3 separate regions of the Homo sapiens genome follow, and all the other regions are linked to region 3. The links are chromatin loops, found by intact Hi-C in ENCODE. Cell type or tissue: dorsolateral prefrontal cortex. All regions are shown on one strand.

Region 1 (8,000 bases), 260 kb before region 3:
AACCACTACTAGAAACAAGAAAAATAAAAACTCTTCAGAAACTGAAAATAAGTATATATACAAAATTCAATTTGATCTGAGATAAAATATGGGGAAAATATATACCTTGGTTTCTGTCAAATACAATTTTCTTCCATAAGAGAGAATTTTAACAGCTGTAGGAATCAACTCTCCTCTACAGAATTTCTGGAAACATTTTTGATATATGGGGAACATTAATATCAAATGTCATGAACATAAATAAAACCAACTTACTCAGGTTGTGATTGTCCTTTTTCTGCCTCTCTTTGGCCAGTGCTCTTGCTTCAGACTCTGTGGGAAAAATACACGCTGTGCACGTGAATGAAGTCATTAGAAGTTGGAACTGTTTGAAGTTGCACAAAATGTAAACTACAAAATATCTCATTTCCCAAACATACAGAAGCTTATTTGACTTGACTCTAAGTAAAAATACGTTTTTTTAAAAATGATATCTTTTTAAAAAGCTTGCATGTTTTCAAAAGCAATATATATATCATATATACAATATGTAAAAACTGGGCTTCCACAAAATGGTAAAAAAAAACCCTGGTAAAAATTATATATAGCACACTGTAAACATATACAGATACTAGCAAGAAAGAAATCGATAATTAGAAAACTATGTCAATTTGCTGTTGATACTCTATTATCAGGGGTCTGATATATTTTCTTTTCAGGCCATAGAAGCTTTCAATCCTTTTTTGATGCCTGTGTAACGTGCTGATATAAAAACTGAGTAGTGGCCCAGCATGGTTGCTTGCACCTGTAATTCCAGCACTTTGGGAAGTGGAAGTGGAAAGATCACTTGAGCCCAGGAGTTCAAGATCAGCCTTGGTCTTTACAAAAAATAAAAAAAAATAAGTCCAGCATGGTGGTGCATGCTTGCAGTCCCAGCTACGGGAGGCTGAGGTGGGAGGATCACTTGAGCCCAGGAGGTCGAGGTTGTAGTGAGCCGTGATCACACCACTGCACACCAGCTCAGGAGACACAGAGAGACCCTGTCTCAAAAAAAAAAAAAAAAAAAAAAGCTGCCAAATTGGATCTCTGTCTCTTCTAACTAGTTCACTACTTCATAGAATGAACTCATTTTTTCAGAAGTTGGTGCCAGATTCTGTTAAAACCTGCTGTAATGAAATCATCTAATAACTTAGGAACCACTATTTACTAGCTTGAGTCTATAAAAACAAAATAGGAATAGAGGCATTTGGTGGCAACTGCAATTGGAAAGCTCTATTTGCATAGCAACTCTTGTGACATCTCTGGGATAAGAGATTACTTTTTGCCTTACAGAGAACAAAACAAAACAAAACAGAATTAAAAACAAAACAAAACATGTTACTTGACCAATCTGGGGATCCAGAAAGCTCTGTTATTTCCTTTTCAGAAGTGATAGCTGAAGCATTACACTACCATAATTTAGAATTTTATCTCAAAATAGAAATCTTTTTAGCATAACTTATAGCCACTGAAGCATATATATATATATATATATACACACCATATATATTTATTATATGGGTGTTATATATGTATATATGCATATCTATATGCATACATCCATGTATATATGCATATCTATATGCATACATCCATGTATATATGCATATATATGCATATCTATGTGTGTGTGTGTATGTGTGTGCATATATATATATATATATATATATATATAACTCAGAAGTTGAATTCTTTCAGTTGTGATGGTCAGTTCAAATCATTTTCTAGTTTTTTTTTCCTCACACAGAAGCATGACTTACATACCCTCCACTTCAATGATTCTTAAGTTGTTGTTGTTGTTGTTGTTTTGTTTTGTTTTGCTTTGTTTTGAGACAGGACTCATTCCTCTTGCCCAGGCTGGAGTGCAGTGGTGTGATCACAGCTCATTGCAGCCTGGAACTCCTGAGCTCAAGCAATCTGCCTGCCTCAGCTTCCCAAAGTGCTGAGATTACAGGCGTGAGCTACTGTGCCTGCCCGACGATTCTTGCTTTTGTTGTTGTTGTTGTCTTGCAGTAATTTTCCTTTTTGGTAGGGTAGCTACTTGTGTTTTGGTTTTGGATGGTTTTTACTTATTAATTACTCTTTTCACTCAAATCCATGGTTTTTAAAAAACATCTTTCTCCTGCTTATTTTCTAAAAAAAATTTTTTTAAGACATCCTTGACTGGAACAGGAATTCTCTGTACCAAATCCATATTCCATATTCTCAGTCTGTTCATCCAATCCTGCAGGATGCAAGGATCAAATAATAAAAAGAGGGGTGTGGTAAGGGCCATAAAATTCACCATGGTAGAATGCCAGTTCTAATATAGTTTCCGCCATGTTTTAATGACCAAATAAATGCCTTCCCTAAAGCATTAAGCAAAGTAGAGAAATAAGTAATTTCACACTTGCCTCAAGAACAAATAATATCCATTGCTCCATTTTATAATTTTTTCCCCTCTGTGTAATAAATCTTTTGCACACAATACAGCAAAAGACAACAGGAGGCATCTGAAGATGTGAGAAATATATTCTTATGCTATCCCAATTGTGGGCTTGAATGTGTGTCAAAGGAAAATTCAGATCTGGGTTCTCAAATGCAAATGCCTCTAGGGGCTTGTTAGAAACATACATATCAGGTAGGGTGGAGACAGTTACAGCTGAAAGAGTTGCCTACTATCCCCAACACAAAGGGGACCTTCACCACACACACAGTGATTGGTGACATGCAGTAATGGTGGCCCCGATTCCCAGTATCTCAGGAGATTTTCAAGGATCTCCTTGAAAAAAAACAGAATTTTCAAGTATAAATTCTCCGTCTTAAAATATTGCATAATGTTTTAACCACTGCAGAGACCTATAAAAGTTACGTCCATGAGTTGGATATAGTTTGCACATCACTATATCAATAACTTTGTCTTATCAGGAAATGGACAGAAATCTGCAGTAAGAGGCACATTTACTAGGTGTTTACCTGTGAGCTCCCTTTTTATGTTGGGAAGGTTGGCTGGACAGGAGTTGCTGATGGTGAGGCCTGGTGGGGGCAGACCTTGGTTTCCATAAAGATCAATCAAGTTTCCCGAGACAGGCAACTAGAGAGAGACAAACAGTAACAGAAATTAACTGTTGAACAATTCCCATGTTTTTTCAGATAAAACCTATATCCTACTCTAGGATTTATTTAAGAAAAATTATTTGATACAAAAAATCATTTTTAAAATAGGAAAATATGAGATGTTTACTTTTTCATTCACAGGTATTAAAAGAGAGGTACAGGATCTCCTCAACCAGTTCCCTTTGAGGCAGGAAAGTACAGTCTCACACCCATAAAATGACTACTCTAACTAGCCAGTCAGTTTATTTTGAGCATGGAGGCAATGAATAATGTGGTGAATGCATTATCTAGTACAACTAGTAGCAAACAGTGGGTGTTCAGGAAATGTTGGCTATTATTGTAAAACAGGATTGTATATAAAATGACCTTTTCACCAAATAGGACTTTCCATTAAAGTTAATTTTGTTCCTTCCTTCTCGTATCCACCTCTTCTTCTCACTTTTTCTTTTACAAGGAAAAGCAATGAAAGTTTTTTTTTTTTTAATTGGAAATGATTTCCTTATTGCTAGAGAGAAAAAGCGTTTCCTTGAAATTGAAATTTTCCACAAAGCCACAAGAGGGAGCCCACAGACTTTAAAAGAGAGCAAAAATTTACACTTTCAAGAGAATAATAATAAAAAAAAAAAGTAAAAGAAATATTTAGCCTTCCCCAAGCTAGCGTCAGAGTTTTTCCTCTAGTTCTGAATGGGCTGTTTTAAAGCAGCGAGTCCTCCTTTGGTTGTGTATGTGCATTTCTTGGTAACTAGCTGGTTGCAGCAGTTTATAGGCCTGTTTTTGTAGAAAAGGCCCAAGTTGATCTCCCTTCCCATGCCCTGAAATACAGTTTGAAATAGTAACTATGGAGAAATCGTTGACTGACCTCACTCCTTCCACTGCAGACACGTACCATTACTAGATTGATTCAAACAATTTCTATAACCATGATTACTGGGTAAGACTTTAAGTCGTTTAGCCCTCCCATTTCTTGATTACACATGGAATTGTATTCTACATCTGAGAAAAGTACATTCAGAAAGCATTTAGGTGTGATTAAAGTGTTTAGTGACTGAGAAGTATCTAGTAAAAACTGTATTCAACAGAGTACCTTGCATCCTCTCCAATGACCACTAACATACAGATGAAAATATACCACAAAATACAAGTCGAATGTGCTTCCCCTCATTGATAACCATTGCATCTATTTCTGTGATAGCCTCTAAACATATACTCTATGAATTAAACCCCTAGCTAAAGAGATTTGGGTGGGAGGCAATGGACATGGAATAAGATACTTCTTGATGGGTGAATCAGACACTGGCTCGAACAGAATTGGGGTAGGCAGGGAGGACAGACAGACCAGCAGAATACAACTCCCTCTTTTGCTCCTTTTTGAAAGCAGCGTTTATAGTATATGCATAAAACCTAATACACATACCCCCATACACAGGCACAAAAATAGACATCGTGGTCATTTAAAATGCCCTTGTATGGTATTTCAAGGCCCTCTAACTAAGGAATTGATAAAAAGTGACTTTGATTATTAGCTGTCATTTCACTAAGTGGTTTTAGTTGAAATAGGTTACCTTCTCAGGGTCAACCTTGCTCTGTGTGTGTTTAGTTTTATTCTTGTCCAATTTAACGCAAAGTGAAAGGCACTCACATGTTTCAAAACAGCCCTGTAAAGTACCAGAAAGACTAAACTTATACAGCTGCCATGATGTCTGGTAACTCCTTGGATTCCAAAGCTTTATTCCCCTATCTTTTGAGAATTTTGGATTTTGGGAAAACGTTGAGGTTTTAACAAACCAAGAATGTGACTTGAAAATTCAAAGCAATAAGCTAAAAGAAAAATTATTCCACTTGCTCTAGAAAGGTAAATCACACATATGGTTTTCATAGGCAAATTGTATGCAAAACTCACTGTGTTATTATGATGATTTGTTAGGGATAAATAATAGCAACTGATACACATCTCCAAGTCATTGATAGACCTATGTTGAACAGATATCTAATTCTAAGCTTCTTCTGGACAAGAACATATTTTCTAACTATATTCTAAAGAAGAGATATGTACATGACTGAGAGAGAGAATGCTTTCTGCCATAGACAGCGAGATGGACAGGGTGGGGGAGACAAAGAGCAACGTGGGGGATACCTAGTGAGAAATGGATTGAGATGCATGAAAAACTACAGAAAGTACTGCTGTGATTAGCATGGATTGACGACAGTGCACATCAAAAAGGGAAATGAATTAAAATCCCTATAGCAAGATGCCTCATTGGGCACTCTACTGAGATCAGACATCATTACTTCCAGTTGAAAAAGCTTATAGCCCTCTATCTACTTCTCTGAAAGATTTCCTGCTTCGGCTGCTTTTCCCATACTTGCTGATTAGGAGTGGGAAGCAGAAAGCATGGCAGAATATTTTGCTGGGGGTCATCTCATTTTTTGGGTGCCTACTTTGGGCCAAGCACAGAATTAAAATGGCACTTTGTGTATGGCATCTTACTGCTTTTTACAGAAAGAAAAGCCAAGATTTTTGCCATTGCCTAATGGAGGTTTTTGGTCGGAGGCTCACGTCCCATGTTAACAGCAGAACTGGGGGTGGGGAGAGTATCAACATGCTGATATTAACCAGTTAGAAACTGCAAACTTTCAATTCATCTCCAATTAGACCTGAGGAAATAAAAACCCTGCCGCTTACTAGCCGAATGTGGATACTCCAATTTACCGATTAATGGTGCAGAACTTTATAGCCTGTGCTTAGGAGTCAGAGATCCGGATTAAAATCCTGCCTCTTTACGAACTTGCTATGTGATATTAAGCAAGTTCTCTGAGGCTTAGTGTCTCCAATTGAAAAGTGACAACATTCTTCTCACAGGGGTCTTATAAGATTTAATAGAGATAAAGTAGGTGAAACAGTGCCTGCTACTTCAGTGATCAATAAGTGGTAACTGCTATGATTAACAATACAGTATTCTAATTTTCTAGGGAGTACTGGATTCCCACTTTACAGTTTTGACAGGTGAGCTAATTTTCACTTGATCAACAAAACCACTTGCTATGTTAATTACTAAGTACATTGTCAACGATTAGACAATTTTTTACCAGACTGCAATGCAAATCTAGGAACAGAAATCAGGGAATCTGCAAGGCTGAGGTGACCAGTCATTATTCCAAGTCAGGCATTCCACACTAGAGCTGATTTTGTTTCCCCGGATCAATATCTGGAGGTATTTTCAGTTGATGCACCTGCAGGGGATTTGCTGCTGGCATCCAGTGGGTGAAGGCCAGGGATGCTGTTAAGCATCCTAAAATGCACAGGACAGTCTCCCACCACAAAGACTTATCCATCCCAAATGTCAACAGTTCCACATTTGAGAAACTGTGTCCTAAATGGTGGTGTATGTTCTTTCTATCAACCGCTCTTATTTGCTGAAGCTACTAAAAGGAAGGTTGATGGAAATAATTTAAAATGTGTCTCCTAGCCATGCATTTTAAAGAAAGGATTCTGTAGTTGGTTCTTCTGCATTAGAAAACTTTCCCGATAAATACAGTTAACATCATAATTAGGTCAAAATAACACCTTTAGAGCTAAGAAAAAGGAAGAGACTTCTTCTATTAACATGTATATTTCACATCTTTGTGGGATTTTTATCCAGGCCATTTACCTAAATGACAAGATTTCACTTCCAGAGCACAAACTGCACCATGGACAGATGAAAGCCACAGTCTAATCCGGACAAACAAATTGAAGGAAGATGCGCCTGGGTCTATGCCCCCATACTGGTCTGAATTGAGTTCTTCAATGTTGTGCTCCACCAAAATGAATATTTTTCCAAGTAAATGATAATTGTAAAACGTTATTATTTTTTCTCTCTGGATGGTCCCCTTTTCTGAATATCAATTGAGCACTGTTAACACAAGTAAACTGGGACTTTTATTCTTTGTTTGTGATAGTACAAGAGGGCCCTTGTGCTCTCAGAATAGTTATTTCTAGACTTCAATTCCCTTAGGACAGTTTCCTCTCTAAGTGTTCCTTCCACTTTATTTTTTCCTAAGTAGTTAACTTGAAATAAAGCATTTCAAATAATCAAATAAAAGAAAAAAATGCCTAACACGAAGAACATTAAACTTTACTGTGGGAAAAAATTAAAATGTTAATAGGTTGCAGTAGCTTTGTTACTTAATTTTGACAACTAAAACCCAAGTTCATCAAGAATAAGAGCTAGTAACTTACTTTTAGTGAGAGCTTATCAGGGCCCAACTGTTCTAAATGCTTTTTGTGGGCTACCTCTTATAATTCTCCCATTAATTCTATTGCAGTAGATGCTATTATGATCCCCATTTTACAGACAAGGAAACACAAGCAGAGAGGTTGAATCACTCCGTCAAGAGTATGTATTCAGATGTCTGGTTCAGAGTCTGTGCTCCTAATGTTGAAGTTACATTGTCTTTCCCCTAATGGCAAAATGCTGAAATAGATTTGTTGAAAGACTCTAATGGAGCCACATTTAGCCTTTCCAGTATGGGGATAAAGAAGAGAAGTGGATGCCGGGATAAAGTCAGTGACTTCTAAGGGTGGCTGCAGGGGACTCCTCTCCTGTCTGGGAGTTAATTCAACTCTGCCCAGAGGATCTTTCTTATCTGGAAATTCCCTTGAGATGGCCTCTCTGCTCCTGAATTGTCCTTCTCCCCTCAAGGGCTAAAAGAGTCTCCCCCTTCTAGACTGGTAACCCCCGTGAGAACAGGAAGCACACCTTAGTCACCTTCGCATCCACAGCACCTTGCCTGGTGCTGGCCACCTATTAGGCATATCCATAAATGCTAAATTAATCTTTAATATACTTTCGGAACAACGAGATAATGAAGGAACAAGGCCTCAACGCTAATGTAGATGGAATGAA
Region 2 (8,000 bases), 160 kb before region 3:
TCATCTCAAAATAAATACTTGTTCCTGCATTAAAGGTTATGTAGAGGCTTTTCTTTGTTATCTATAAATGGCAACCAGTATTTGCAATAAGAAAACTACAATCTAGAATATAAACAGAGTAGGTGAGACAACACAAAGTTGGAGAGAACACACTGATGAGATTATGCTGCTTTGATAATATTTTTAAATGAGAAATTTAGTAAAAATGCAATTTACTATCTTATCAAGGTAAGTAAACAGGAAAAGATAAGGCCGTCATCAGTGTGGGGGACAAAGTTATTCACAAGATGACTTTACAATAAATAAAATCTCCACATCAGCACCTGAAAATCATGGTGTTTTTATCTCAATTTATGGGTTAACTCTTTACTCATTTAAAAAGAAAAATGTGGACATATATTTTACTGTTAGTAACTTTTTTTAAGTTATGAAATATTGAAGGACAATAAGAATATGAATGTCTCTGCCTATCTTTTAGGGGTGTTGTGGATTGAAACAGGAGAGTGCATCACCATCATCTTCATCTACAACATCAGTTTCTTTCTTCTTCCAAGCAGGAGTCAAGGTATTATAATATTTTAAAGCAACATGCAATTCAGCTGTAGAAGTGGCCTCCATGGACCACCTTGGCTAAGCTCACAGCCGCTGAGATGAACCCACCCTTCCCTTGATTCCATCTCATTAGGAGATCCCAGGACATCAGCAGTTCCATGGACCATCTAAATCCATTCTGGTCCAAGGAGGAGCCAGAAGAAGGGACTGAGATAAAGAAGACAGGGATATTCTGCCATCTAGATTTTATAGTCTATTCATATAAATTAAATGTTTGTATTCCAAAGAGTGAGCAGAAGGTAGAGAGACACTGTTTCTTGCAGACAACGATGCCATTGTGGAAGGTGGTATGGAAGTCACTGGTGTGCAAAACCTCCAATTTGTATAAGATGTGGTAAGGATCCAGGGCAGTGGTTTCAACCTGTGGGAAGCAAACTTCTGAGAGGTCTGCTATTTAATAAATGTGTCACTCCTATGGATATAAACATGGCACCATTTTTCCAACTGGAGACAGGATAGTGTGGTGATTCAATGCAGACACACACACCACCCTTCGTATCCTAGTTTTACTCTGGGTAAGGCATTCGACTTATGAGTCTCAAGATCTGCATCTATAAGATGGGAATATTAATACTACCTATTTCATAGATTAATACTATGATTGAATGAGATAAAGTATGAAAAGTACTTAACATGGTACAAGAAAAATAGCACTCAATCAAGGTGACACAAGGAGCGAGGACTCTATTTCAAAACATTGTTAGGTAATGAAAAGTCAGCCCTTAGAGCCTCAAAGAACTTTAAATTCTAGGGCAAATAAAAGTTATTATTTGGAGACAATGCTTAAGGTAGTTTTGAATTTTGATATCTTAAGAGGTAGTCCAGATTCAAAATACATGTAAGTTCAGGAAAGGTATAGATAAATCTGTGAATAATATATTCATAGTGCATAACTAAAGACTAAATATTGATGGTATCTGTAACTTCTGATAGTAGACAACAAACTCTGTCTTTTCAGTGGTTGTCTTAGCTACAAACCAAATTCTAGTCCAGGAAACCTTCTGCTCTGATTCAGTGTGTCAATCATAATTTTTGTTTATATTTTTTCTATGTAAACATACCCAGGAGTCACACAGGAAGTCGTGTATTTAAATAAGTAAAACTATAAAAAATCAAACCTCTTTATGCTAAATAAATCACCTTATGTTAAATTTTTGCTAACAGTCAAATTTCTCAAACTTTTAAAGCATCTCAAAACTTACTCTCATACTAATGACATCCTGTTACAGTTATGCTGAGCAAACAGGATTTAAAATGAGAAAAATAATATTTGCACAAAAATCCTTCCTGTCTGTTGATTAATCATAATAAACTCTAATCAATCATAATAAACTCAATGCACATTAGCTTTCTGCATCTAATTGACACTCTAGGGAGTCTTACCTATAATCAAAGTGTATATTAATGTTGATAGTAAAATATTCAAATAACCAATATTTTAAATTAATAGTCTGTAATTCCAATGAATATTACCATGAAATAATATAAAAGACAAATTAAATCCTTACTTAAAATATTGTCATGTGTTCTTAAAAAAATAATGCCTAAAAAAACTACTAAATTCTCCCCTTAACATTTACTACATATTAATTACCTGCCAGATATAACAGGTAAGGCTGGTAATACAGATATAGAGAATAATATAAACCATAATTTAAGCTTATCTTGCTCCTAATATCAAACAATATTGGTTCATTTTTAAAAGATGTTAACAAAATCATGAATAAAAGAAGGAAGAGTCAAAATTATTAAAATCCATTCATCCACTAAACAAATATTTATTGAGCACCTCCTATGTCCCAGGCACTGTTCAATAGGCTTAAGATGCATAACTGATATATCATGATTATTAAGAGAAAAATGTTCTGGGGTAATGCTGAATGCTCAAATTATTTATTAATTTAAACAGACAATGTGAAAATTGAATGCATTTGCAACCTTTAAACACCATCTACAATGATATTCCCATTAACAAACATGTTTAGTTCCTATACTTGATCTAGATCACTGCATTTTCATTTATTAGCGTGTTGGGAAAGAAACATGAAAATTTGAAAAAAAAAAACCATGAGATCACGTCTCTGCCTTATGTGAAAAAAGAGGAAGGAGGAGAGAAGAGACATGGAGAATTGTTTATCATATTGTCACACTGATAACTGTATCTCATATTTGCATATCATACCCCATGTTTATTATTAAACAAATCTTTTTTATTTAAAGAAAGAAACTGGGGGGGGCAGGGATTGAGATATGAGTATCCTGTGCAAAATCAAGAGGTTAATGTGCCACAGGTCTGGAGTTTGAAACTCCAGAGCCCACACTTTCCTCTCTATGGTTCTCTGTTCCAAGTTTTTGTAATCTACCCAATGAACACAAAAGCAAACTAATTCTAAAATTAGAACCTTGCACTGGAGTTGCCTCTTTACTTGTCTGTACCCCACACTAGATTCTGAATTCCATAAAGGCATGAACCATGTCTGTTTAGGTCACTACTTCATTCTTTCACCACATACAATTCCAGACACAGAGAAGGCACTCAATAACTATTCACCAATAGGTTAAATGATTAATTAATTGACCATAATGGCTTCTCTTGGCCACCTCTAACGATGATCTGACTTAAAAAAAACAAAAACAAAACAGAACAAAAAACACACACAAAAAAACAGAGAATGAAGCAGACTTCCCTGAATATTATACCAAGCATGAATTCAATTAATGGCATTTACTAGAAAGAAACAATGTTTGTCCTCAAATAATTTAATCTAGTTAGAAAAGAGACTAAGAAAATATGAGATTACAAGGAAGAAAAAAAAAGTAACCCAACATATCAACACAATTTATACTTCTTAATAGAAGAAGAAAGTTCTCAAAAAAGGAAATAATTTTTCAAAAAGGCTTTCTAGGGGAAACAAGGTCTTTGGAAATTTGGGGGAGAATGATAGGCTTCCTTTGAGAAACATGGTAAATCTTGAGCAAAAGTTCCCAAAGTGTGGGATACAAGATGATCTCAAATAGAGATGTACAGACTTCACATTAACTAAGCATGGAATCACACAGTGAGAAGGGCCCTTTCAAATTTCTTCCATCTAAGGAAAGTCTCTGTTTGATGCTAATATGTCTTCAATCTCTCAACACTTGCCCTTTGTTCACAATACAGGTCAGACCTCAGACACCTGCCGGTCCAGACAATATACCTAGCAAGAATCTAACAATTTTCTTTCAATTTCATTATATTGATTTTAATACCTATTTCCATTCGTGGCTTCCATGTATGATAACATTTCCTTTAAAACATGTAATATTTAAAGTTCCATGTGGTTTTTGCAAGCAAAAGTAATGAAGTTAGCATGAGAATAGCTAAAATTTAGGAAACATTGATTGAGAGATATAAAGAATGTGCTAGAAACTTTCAGTGGAAACGAGATTAAACACAGCCCCGATAGAGTGGCCCACTCTATTGTGGTGAGAGGCTAATAGCTACAAAGAATTTCAGTCTGATAAAGAAAACCATGTAGGGTTCTGAAATCACAGTAAGTGAGCCCAGCCCCAATCTCTCACTAACTGTGGGAAATGAGCATGACTCTCAGATATGATTCCATACAGAAAAAGTGGGAAGCTGGCCAAGTAGGACTGAGAATATCACCATGGAAGTTACATGCTGCGTTTGTTGATAGTGCCTGTAAATAAGACCTCTAGCCCAGGGGAAAACAAAACAAAACAAAAAAAATCAAGGCTGTCAGAACAAAATGTCAGGCATGCTACAGGTTGATGCTTCGATATATAAAGACCTCTCCTCTAATGCTGTGAAGGTCACTCTGGCCTGTGTTATCTCCTGGAACATAAATTTAGCTTACAGTCCATTTTTGTTTTGGTTGTTATCTAATTTCATAATGAAGTACCAAAAGAGATTCCTAGTACAATTTTTCCCCCAGTATTAGCTATATAGTACTTCATACACTAGATGGAGCCAGCTTTATAATGCTTTGGGATTCGTGAGCAGGTTTTGTGTTGTACTTGAAAAAAAAAATCATTACACAAAGTTACGGGAGAGCTGTGTGCTAACTAAATATACTTTAAATGTTTTAAATTTTCATTTCAGAGGTCAAAAGGCCCTATCATTTTAGCATTTTCTATAACTCTTAAGCTTAAATTAATATCAAAGTATCAATAATACTATAAAATGTGTATTTCAAATATATAAATCTTGTAACTCATTGGTATTTAACTTCTTTATTAACATGTATTTATTATTATAGATTTTTAAACTGACAATTTCAAAAAGATATGTACTTTTTTTTCTTTAAGTGTTTTTTTTTTTTTTTTTTTGCTTATGGGAAATGGAAGCAATTTTTAAATGCAATGCAATGAGCATGATCATCTCCCTTGGACTTATAAAGACTGCCTCTGGATTAGGAGGGGTTTAGGGCAAAGAGAGTCACACGTAGGCAGAATGTAGACCATGAGAGCAGAAAAGTAGTCCCTGGGGGGCGGGGGGTAAAACTGATAACATGCTTACAACATGAGGGGGCTGGTCTCCAGGACCAGTAAAAGTCAACTACCAAAAGACAAAAGAAAAATACCACTGTTCACAGTCACCAACCTAGGGCTGGGATGGGGCAGCAGGGAAGTACTAAGAGGAAGGTAACTTCTGTGATTCTCTCCAGTCAGTCATGGTAACTCACTGCCTTTTCACTGAATTTTAATACTTTAGAGGAGTAATCCTCAACAAGGGACAATTTTGTCCCCATGGGACATTTGACAGGTCTAGAGACATTTTTGGTTTTTGCAAACAGAGAAACAAGTGCTACTGGCATCTAGTGAGTAGAGGCCAGGGATGCTGTTAAACATCCTACAATGCACAGTATGGCCTTCACAAGAAAGAATATCTGGCTGCAAAGGTCAATATTGCCCAGATTGGAAAACTCTATTGTACAATAAGCACCTCTTTCATACAGAAGACAAAATACAGTCAGCCCCTCTGTATCCATAAGCTCCACATCCACACATTCTGCCAACCATGGATCAATAATATTAAAAAGCAAACAAATAAAAACAATGCAACAATAAAAAATAACACAAATAAAAACTCAATATAGTATAACAACTACTTACATGGCATTTATGTTGTACCAGGTATTAGAACTAATCTGCAGGTGATTTAAAGTATATGTAAGGATGTACATAAGATATATGAAAATACTACACCATTTTAAATCAGACACTTGAGCACCCATGGATTTTGGTATCCAAAGGAGTCCTGAAACCAATCCCCCAAGGATACCAAGGACAACTGTAGTTCCACCTCATTGTAAACATTAAATTATTAACAAAAAGTTTTAAGTCTATGGGACACAATACATGATTTACTTCAGTCTATCACATATGCCACAATATTAGGGTCAGTGGGTCCAGGGATTAATGATTAAGAGGGAAGTGATCAGCTGGGCTCGGTGGCTCACGCCTGTAATCCCAGCACTTTGGGAGGCTGAGGCGGGAGGATCACGAGGTCAGGAGTTCGAGACCAGCCTGACCAATACGGTGAAACTCTGTCTCTACTAAAAATACAAAAATTAGCCAGGCGTGGTGGCGTGCACCTGTAATCCCAGCTACTGGCAGGAGAGTCACTTGAACATGGGAGGCGAAGGTTGCAGTGAGCTGAGATCACACCACTGCACTCCAGCCTGGGCGACAGAGTGAGACTTTGTCAAAAAAAAAAAAAAAAAGACGAAAGAGATCAATAAACTGAGGAATAATATTAACACAATGCATCACTACACATCAGTAAACATGAGTGATATGCCTTTACATGGATAAAATCAAGACAGATGTGGAATGAAAAAAGAAGTCACATAGAATCTTGCCTTATGACCCCATTTATTTAAAGTTCAAAGCATAGTTTAGTGATGTAGTCAACGATTCTAAAAGTGTAATGAAAAGCAAAGGAGTGATTAGAACAAAAAGGATGATGGTTAACTAGGTAGGGAGTAAAGAGGAGAATGCCTCAAAGATGAGGCTTCCAGAGGGTTCTATTTTTTAAGATGGATGGTGGGCACATGGTTATTCATTTTATTGGTCTTTACTAAACGGACAGGTATTGCTTTCTATATGTATGATATATTTAATAATAATAATATTGAATATTGTTAGTAATGAAAAAGTTAAAAAATAAGCCATATAGGGAAGTAAAGAAATGGATACGGCAAGTATAAACTACTCTTTAAAGACATTAAGAAGGATAATAGTGAATTTTGGCATAATTGGCTAAGGTACCACCAGGGTCAGAGGTATCTCTTACTCTTCCTTCCCCTTAACCCTCTACCGAACAGATGCTTATCACATCTTATCTATCAACCACCATCTCTGTTCTCACAGATATTCTGACATGGTGAAACTCTGGCCTGGACTACTAGGTTGTTCTGACAACTTCCCCCAAAATATTATACACCTACTACTAGATAACACTTCCTAAAGCACGATTTTGCTGTTTTCAGGCAACTATGGTCACAAAATTAATGGTTCATCACTATACAATGAATGAATTTTTTTTTAATGTTTTATTTAGACTAGCAATCAAGCACCAACTTATCCTTCTGGACTTATCTATTGTAATGATTCAAACCAATATAAACAACTTATTCTCTAACTCTAGCTGTACACTCTTGCTTGGGGTGTTCTCTTGCCTGGAGTACTACTCTTCATGCACTCACCATCCCTATCAAAAAAACACTACGTATTCTTCAGTAAAATGAAAGGGAGATGTATTACCAAATGTTGGTGAAGAACAGAGCAAATGGCACACTCAGATGCTGCTCCTGAAGGTGTAAATTCACAGAAAGACTTTTGGAAAATGGTTTGCAGTATCTACCAAAAGCTGAACATGTGCATGCCTCATAACCTAGTAATTCCATTTCTTAACCCAAACCAGATAAATTTATATGTGTGTTCACCAAAAAGCATATAGCAATAATGTTCATTGCAACACTGCTCATAATAGTGCAGAACTCTAGGCAAACCAAATTCCCATCAACAGTGGAATGGATAAATGGTGATGTAATCATACAATGGAATATCCTATGAGAATGAACTACTGCTACATACAAACAAGGGATAAATCTCACATACATAATGTTAAGCGAAAGAATCCAGATATGAGAGTACATGCTGTATGATTTCATTTGTATGAAGTTAAATAAAACCCAGACATGATTAATCCATGGTGTTAGAAGTCAGGATAGTGATTATACTTAGAAGAGGGGTTGACTAGGAGGAGGCACAAGGGTGCTAGTGATGCTCTATCTTAGAGATTGGGTGCTAGCTATCTGGTGAAAATTCCTCAGGCAGTGCATGTAAGATGTGTATACTTTTCTGTGGGAATATTATATTTC
Region 3 (8,000 bases):
TCCTCAGGGAGAGACAGCTTTTTCAAACAGCTGAGAGATGTTCTGTAAATCTCAGGTAATGTGACTCCTGTAATTCATTATTTATTTACACACAGGCAGGCGCTGACTCAACAGGCAGGAGTTAGGCCATTACTTCATTACTGTCTCATTATTAATCTCGTTACATCCAATATCTCTATCTTGGTGACAGGTCTCCAGATTTTGTGGAACAGCTCCAATTTTAAAGATCCTATTATTGTCTCCCTCAAAGTATCAAAATATCTTTTAAGGAAGTGTCAATATGAGAAGCCCAAGTCATCTCCCAGATTGACTGGAAATGGAATTATCTCTATTTTTTAATTATATATGCATGGATTTTTTTCTTGGAAAATATCCCCACCAAGTCCCATAGATAGTAGAGGTGATAAATTTGAGAGCACAGCCATGAAAGATGTCTTGGTGTAGGGAGAAACACCCGGATTCTGGAAACTGAGGATCCTGGGAAAGATCCTCGTCCGGCAGTTTTAGCTGTGGGAATGGAGGCAAGTTGCTAAACTCCCTGGAGGCTCAATTTTCTATCTGGAAAGTGGAAGCCCTTAGGCACCTTCTATTTGCTTTTTTACTTCAAAGCAAAATGTTCAGGTTCATCTACAGTCCAGCAGCAAAAAAACAAAACCAAACAAAAAACCAAAAACTTGTGTTTTCATCTCAGACCAAGTCAGGAGTTCTTAGTTGAGATTGGGCTGATATTTATCTAGCATGCAATAGTTAATAACAGCTGCCTTTCTGATCAGATTAGTCTGAGCTATTCTGTATGCTCATGCTCACACTCTTCCCAATTTTAAATATAGTGACTGTGTCCCTCTCTTCTCCTTCACCCCACGTCCAAGTAAGAGGGTTAAGATGCATGTGAGCTCCAGAGTCAGAGAGACCTGAGTCTGAATCCTGACTCTGTGGCCTTGGGTAAGTCTTGTAAGCTCTACTGCCTTAATTTCCTGCTCTGTAAAGTGGGGACAGTAGTAAGCACGATTGAGCATTCAGTAAGCATCAAACTTGTTGTGGAATGCACATACCCAGTATATGTTCACTACTATCATTAGAGTGGGAACAACAACAAAAAGCTTCAAAGTCTTCACCTATAAAATGGAAATAAAAATACCCATCTAATAGGAGGATTAAAGGAAAATTTCACAATTGCTTAGAAAATTCACACGTCTGAAAAGAAAAATGATAACAAAGAAGAAGAAATGTAAGCAAAATTAACTATTTGTCTCATTAGTGAATAATATTTACTTAATCATATCAATGTAAATAAAGAATATTAATTTAACTAAATAAACTGTGATGGAACTATACTAATTAGGTGGGTGAAGGGGAAGGACAGATTTAAGAGAGTAAAGTCCTCATCAACCATTAAAAAATCAATATTGCCAATCTTAAGAAAGAGCAGCAAAAGCATATCATTTAGAAATGTGAATGCAAATGTGGGAAGAAACAGCAAAATCTGTTGTGTATGGCTGAGGAACAGGATATGGGCCTGACAACTGCTGTTTTTTTTTTTTTTTAACAAGCCTTTTAAAACCACATTAGTTGACATTATATTAGGCTGCAAGTAACAACAATAGTAACAAAGTGTACACAAATAACAAGAGCTTGAACAAGAGAAAGTTTATTCCTTGTTCAAGCAAAAGTCCGTAGGAGTGGTTCAGTTCTGGGAGGGAAGATCCATTCCAGCAGTGCCCAGGGAAATAAGACTCCCCTCAGCTCCCCATTCCACCACCCTTAGGGAGGGGCCCCCATCTTCATAGTCCAAAGCCACCCTCCTCTCAACAAGAGAGGAAAGGGAGAACAAAGAAGGCACGTCAGGTGCAGTTTAGTTATCTCTTAGGGAAGGACCCTTGAAGCAACCATACAACAGTTTACATCCCATTGGTCAGGACTTATCACATGCCCCTATTTATTTGCAAGGGAAGCTTTGATGCAGAATCTTTATTTAGGACAGCCGTATGCCTAGCTAAAAGATATCTTACTGTGGGAGAATAGAAAAATGGATATGGGGGACAGCTAAAACTTATTCCCACAAGCACTACTGACTTTTGCACTACTATTGTAACACTTCAAAGTAAAACCTAAACACAAGTGAGATACAACACCATGTGTTTTGTGGTAGGTAAGGGCTCAGGCTTTACGGTCAGAGGGCTGGGGTATGAATCCTGGATTATACACTTAGCAACTCTATGATAACCTCTGGGCCTCCATTTCCTTCCCTGTAAAATGAAAATAAAAGTATGACCAAGATCCTGGGTTGATGAAAATAGTTGATGTTAAAAATTGCTTATAACGGTTTCTGATATGTGGAAAGCATTCCTAAAGTGTTTGTTGTTGTCATCGTAAATATTCTACAATTATTAAAATAAACCAGTAACATTTCTGAGGAAATCCAATCCGAGAAGGACTAAAATAATAAACAGAAAAATTGAATCTCTAGGAAACATTTAGAGAATCATTCAAGGAATGGAATAGAAGATTAACACATTTTAATAAAGAGCTTGGTAACACCGCATGTATGAAACAAGAAATTAATGCACCAAAAGGACCAACCAGACCGTATTGGATACAACTAACACAACTAACGTATAGCCTCAGATTCTTTGGGCCTCACCAATCTCAGAAACACACAGTAGATGTGTGGCCACAGCCCCCGCCTAACATTGCAGCAACTTCTTATGCTGTAAGACACTTTTACCACCTGAGGCCAACCAGTCACACACCCATTGTTTCTGGCTCCTTCCACTGCTCTGGAAATGGTGTGGGTTCTGGCTTCCTAAGAGGTTGCCAAAGGGATGAGATTATGACATAATTAACATTGGGGATGATTTAACTCCCAGTTGGGGAAACTGACTGGTGAGTGGTCAGGAGAAAGCTGAACAACAGGAGGTGGCATAAATGTAAGTGCATTAATTTCATCTATTTGTTTTTTTAAAAAGCTAACTGGCATGTTCTAAGTTTTATATATCAAAAATAGGGATTTATATAGACTCTTCAATGCCCCAAAATTAATCAGTAGAAAAAACATTAAAAATAGAGTTAACAAAAATCGGAGGTTGTTGGGTAATAACAAGCCAGCAAGGAGTGAGTAGTTGTGTTTCAAAATTGAGAAATCAAGAACAAAAAGCATAAATATATTGTTTAAAGTTATAGTAGCTATTGCCAGAAAAAATATGCTATAAGAAATTATTTCTAGGTAGTGAGATTGAAAGAGATGTAATTTTCATATTATACTACACTATTTTTAAAAAATTCACAATGTTCAACTGTTACATTGATATAGCTTCAGATACAGATAATTACTTTTTTAATTTGGGAAGAATACATATAGACTCTCACGTTGGCGGGGGTTAACATTAGGGAAAGAGATTTTTGACTTTGTTTTATTTCCCTTAACATAATTTTGTATTGTTTGAATATTTATAATGATGACATCTTACATTGACAAATGAAGTGATTTTGGGAGAGACATTGATATAGCAATGTATACAATGCCTGCCATGCAGTGAGCACACAGTCAGTGACTTCTTTTCCTCATCTGAAGCAGTTCAGCACTGTGATTGAGGATTGAATGACATGGCGTATGTGAAGCATTTAGCACAGCACTTGGTATTGCTCAATGAAACTGGTTATTACTATCACCCTGTTGTTGCTGATCTTCAAGCTTCTAGCTTTCAAATTCACTGAACCGAATCCAATCTGAAACAACTAGGTTTCACAAACCCATCTAAAAAGATTCCTTTCTTCTATCAACTTAGCATCCAAAGATTTTCCAAAGACTTTATGGCTAATCCTGGTTCCCACATTCTCTCGCGATGTGCTTCTGAGCCTCTGAATTCTCATCTGAGAAATGGTGACATTATAACAAGATCAAGCCCAGAAATTATAAGAAGTTTACAGAAGGCCGGGCGCGGTGGCTCACGCCTGTAATCCCAGCACTTTGGGAGGCCGAGGCGGGCGGATCACGAGGTCAGGAGATCGAGACCATCCCGGCTAAAACGGTGAAACCCCGTCTCTAATAAAAATACAAAAAAAAAAAAAATTAGCCGGGCGTAGTGGCGGGCGCCTGTAGTCCCAGCTACTTGGGAGGCTGAGGCAGGAGAATGGCGTGAACCCGGGAGGCGGAGCTTGCAGTGAGCCGAGATCCCGCCACTGCACTCCAGCCTGGGCGACAGAGCGAGACTCCGTCTCAAAAAAAAAAAAAAAAAAAAAAGAAGGTTACAGAAGATATTGCGTTTAACATATGGCATATAGTATTAAATCCTCAATATGTGAAAGCAAGTGTTGCTGTCATGGTTACAAAGAGCCATGCAGCCACGTCTAGCTAACATCTTGAAATCAGGAAAGGGAAAGTGCCTTTACAAACAGTCCAAAGACAGATTCCTTAGACCCTCCTCTGTAATTGGAAGCAAAAGCCGTCACCTTGGAAATCCCTCAAGGCTGCAGTCATCACTAGGACATGCTGCCTCCCTGTGGAATTTCACAGACACAGTCATGAGACAGGCAAAGCTTCCAGCTCAGAATGTGGATGCCAAAAGCCAGAATCAGAAACATTCCCCAGGCTTTCTAATTGTTTTGTTCATGTATTATCCATATTCGAGCCACAACTGTCACGTTTTCAATGAGTCGTAGTCAGCCTACCCTATTTATAACAGCAATTCACAACCTACCCATTCCCATTCCCCTTTATGTCACGCTAGTTTTTCCCCTTTTCATTGCATTTATCGCCTTTTAACACACTGTATCACTTATTTATTCTTATTGTTTATTTTCTGTCTTTCTTTGTTACTTCACAGGAGCAGAAATGATTTTTTTAGTCTGCTTTGATCTCAAGTGACTATAACAGTGCCTGACGCATAGAAGGAACTCAGTATTTCTTGAATGAATGAATGAATGCTTTCTCCTATACCATGATATGAAATCGTTGGAAACCTTAAAGAGATTTTTTTATTGTGCTGAATGTATGCATGGAAGACCACAGGCCATGTTGTTCTTTTCTGACACAATTCAAATACTAGAATGGGTATCATTTCAACAACCTGATCCCTGGTTCCTGTACAGAAGTCTCAAGCACCCAACCAAACATTTCCTTCTGTACTTGATCAGCAAAGAAATGCAGTGGCGTATACACAACGTCAGTTTTCACTTTCCCAGGTAGATTCTCTGTGTATGTCTGTGTGTGTGTGTGTGTGTGCATGTATGTGACCCACTCAAGATTTTGAAGATGAATAAAATGTGGAAGGAAGAACTAATTTCTTCTCTGATGATTAGAGGGTAAAAGAGGGAAGAACAAATTTGATGAATCTTCAAGTCCTTTATCTTATATTTTTAGCCCATGTGAAAACCATTTTAAACCAGGGATTTAAAAAGCCTGGTCTGAAATGGAATGGGTATATCTGAGTGAGAACTGAATCATTTTCTGGTCTAACATAGCCAATTGGAGCATGCCTGTAATGTGAGGCTCTGAAGTCAGAGCTGAGTTCAAATTCCACCTTTGAAACCTCAGACCAGTCATTTTAATTCCCCTGAGCCTCTTCATCCTCACTGAGAATTAAATGGGATAACAAATTTGTAATACAATCATTTGGTGTTCCCCAGACCCTAAAATTCAGTTTTTTGAGTCTCTTTACCTTATAGAAAATTCTGGCTCAAGTTCACCCTCCCCTCTATACATGAAACCCAGGGATCCCTCGGTATTTTTAGTGGGGGAGTTGCTTTTCTTCCAGTAGCTTCTCTGATTTCCTGTTTCTTCTGTATCTTTTTCTGCCCCATGTTGAAGGAAATGTGGAGAATTTCATTATCCATCCCTATCAAGAGTTGGTTAACACAAGACAATTGTGTGGCCCATGCCCAAAACTGGTTAGGGGCAGCAGAGGGTAATTATCTCCCAGCACAATACATCAATCAAGCCAACCTCCCTGCTATGGTTTGAACATCTGCCCCTCCAAACCTCATGTGAGAATTTGATCCCCAGTGGTGGAGTTGGAGCCTGGTGGAAGGTGTTTGGGTCATGGGGGCAGATATCTCATGCATAGGCTAATGTCCTCCTTCAGGAGGGGGAAGGTGTGAGTGAGTTCTCACTCTGTTAGTTCCCGTGATTGCTGGTTATTAAAAAGAGCCTGTCACCTTCTCCCATCTCTGCTTTGCTTCCTCTCTGGCCATGTGATGTGATCTCCGCACACCCAGCTCTCCTTTGCCTTCTGCCATAAGTGGAAGCAGACTGAGGTCCTCACCAGATGCAGACACTGGCACCATGCTTCTTGTGCAGCCTGCAGGACTGTGAGCCAAATAAAGTTCTTTTCTTTATAAATTACCCAGTCTCAGGTATTCCTTTATGGCAACACAAAGAGAGTAAGACACTACCTGTACTTAAAGGCTCATTCGGTATTTCCCTGTGGAAATTTGTCACTGGACATGTCACCCCTGGGGTCTTTCCCTTGCTGCATTCCCAGACCTTGCTAACTTTTTCTTTCCTATAGTCACCTATAACCTCTTCCTAAACATTTGTGTTTTTAGCTCTTCAGCTCCCACCTTAACACTGCACCTACCTCTTTATCTCCAAAGGCTCATTAAGGGGCTCTGTTCTAGAAGAAACCATCTAACCCAGGACCTTTGTCCTCTGGCACGGCAAAGCAGCCACAGAGCCTATGACATCCCGTCTGTTATTTAATATGATTAGAATCTCAGACCTGGTTGGCTATTCCCTTTACTCTCTGTATGAAGAAGGAAGAGGTAGATTTATTTGTCCTTCCACAGATATAACTCACACCAGCACGATTAGAAGAAAAGTTGGCTAGGCATGGTGGCTCACACCTGTAATCCCAGCACTTTGGGAGTCTGAGGGTGGTGGATTACTTGAGGCCAGGAGTTCAAGACCAGCCTGGACAACATGGTGAAATCCTGTCTGTATTAAAACGTACAAAAATTAGACAGGTGTGGTGGAGCAGCCTGTAATTTTAGCTACTCAGAGTCTGAGGTACAAGAATCACTTGGACCTGGGAGGCAGAGGTTGCAGTGAGCTGAGATCACACCACTGTTCTGTAGCCTGGGAGACAGAGCAAAGCTCTGTCAAGAAGAAGAAGAAGAGGAAGAAGAAGGATGAGAAGGAGGAGGAGGAAGAGGGGGAGGGGGAGGGGGAGGAGAAGCTTTTTTTGTTACATTAGACTTGTATTAACTTTTTTTCCTTTGCACATTGTCTGGCACATAGTTCCTTCTCAATAAACTTATTACACGTTCTTCTTTGGGTAAGGTATTCACAGTCCTAAGAATAGAGGCAAAAAGCAAAACCATGTAGGGTCCTTACATAAGACAGAGTAAACAAATGGTGTCTTAGTTGGGTTTCCCCAAAGCAGAGCTTAAGATAAGGACTTGGGTGCAGATGGTTTATCTGAGACCCAGGAAGCAGAAGGAGGTAGTGGAGAGGAATAAGACAAGGAAAGGGATAAAAGCCAGTAACACGTATAGAATAAGCCAGTTACTGCTCTAGGCAACTGGGGCTTAATCATATAAGGGAACCTCAGAAGGGCCTTTTGTATTGACTTCTGACTTGCATAGGTTGTGTTTGCCTCTGGAGTATATGAACCCCCTCCCACCCCACACTTCCATGTTTGTCCTGCTGGAAATGGAGTGACTTCTGCAGTTTTAGAGAAAGCCCTAAAACAGAGAGCAGAGCCATTCAGGCACTTGAACATCAGAGACTGTCCACCACAGCTGCCACTGAGCACAGGGTGGGCTGCAGGGAGACAGAATAGCCTAGGTTAGCATCCACACTGAGGGCAAAGGCAAAAGCGTTGAATCTTAGTCGCGACTTGGCTACCAAATATTGTTTGAGTTTGAGTAAGGACTTAAGTCCTCTGTGCCTATAACCGTTTATTCCCTATTCTGGTAATGAGGAACAAGCAACGTTTATTATGAGCACACACTATGTGCTAAACCATCTTCTGGGAATTCCCAGGGGTTATCTCTGTCTTCAT

What was found. A loop is a pair of places that touch in the nucleus more often than their neighbours do. Peaks named below come from ENCODE experiments on the same cell type or tissue, not always from the same donor. Only the 100,000 strongest peaks of a DNase experiment are listed, where the experiment ranks them.
Region 1: it touches region 3 in a loop (8-fold over the local background); 88 of 110 quality-filtered maps call a loop at or near these places.
Region 2: a loop joins it to region 3, with 8 times the contacts of the local background. A loop is called at or near these places in 62 of 110 quality-filtered maps.

Annotation. Positions count from the first base shown.
Region 1 is chr3:69,944,142-69,952,141 of GRCh38, reverse strand. MITF (melanocyte inducing transcription factor) reads right to left here. Exons shown (of 10, transcript NM_001354604.2): 6 at 2,974-3,091; 7 at 256-330. Among named protein-coding and RNA genes, the nearest start is that of SAMMSON, 52 kb to the left of the region's middle. In dorsolateral prefrontal cortex, CTCF peaks have their summits at 3,475 and 3,676 (motif pointing right); no DNase peak of the experiment used is centred here; H3K4me3 peaks cover 586 bases; H3K27ac peaks cover 5,304 bases.
Region 2 is chr3:69,852,202-69,860,201 of GRCh38, reverse strand. The region is part of intron 1 of MITF (melanocyte inducing transcription factor); the gene reads right to left. Among named protein-coding and RNA genes, the nearest start is that of MITF, 120 kb to the right of the region's middle. In dorsolateral prefrontal cortex, a CTCF peak has its summit at 4,578 (motif pointing right); no DNase peak of the experiment used is centred here; H3K4me3 peaks cover 644 bases; H3K27ac peaks cover 611 bases.
Region 3 is chr3:69,687,759-69,695,758 of GRCh38, reverse strand. No RefSeq gene overlaps it. Among named protein-coding and RNA genes, the nearest start is that of MITF, 48 kb to the left of the region's middle. In dorsolateral prefrontal cortex, a CTCF peak has its summit at 4,495; a DNase peak (open chromatin) is centred at 4,488; H3K4me3 peaks cover 559 bases; H3K27ac peaks cover 528 bases.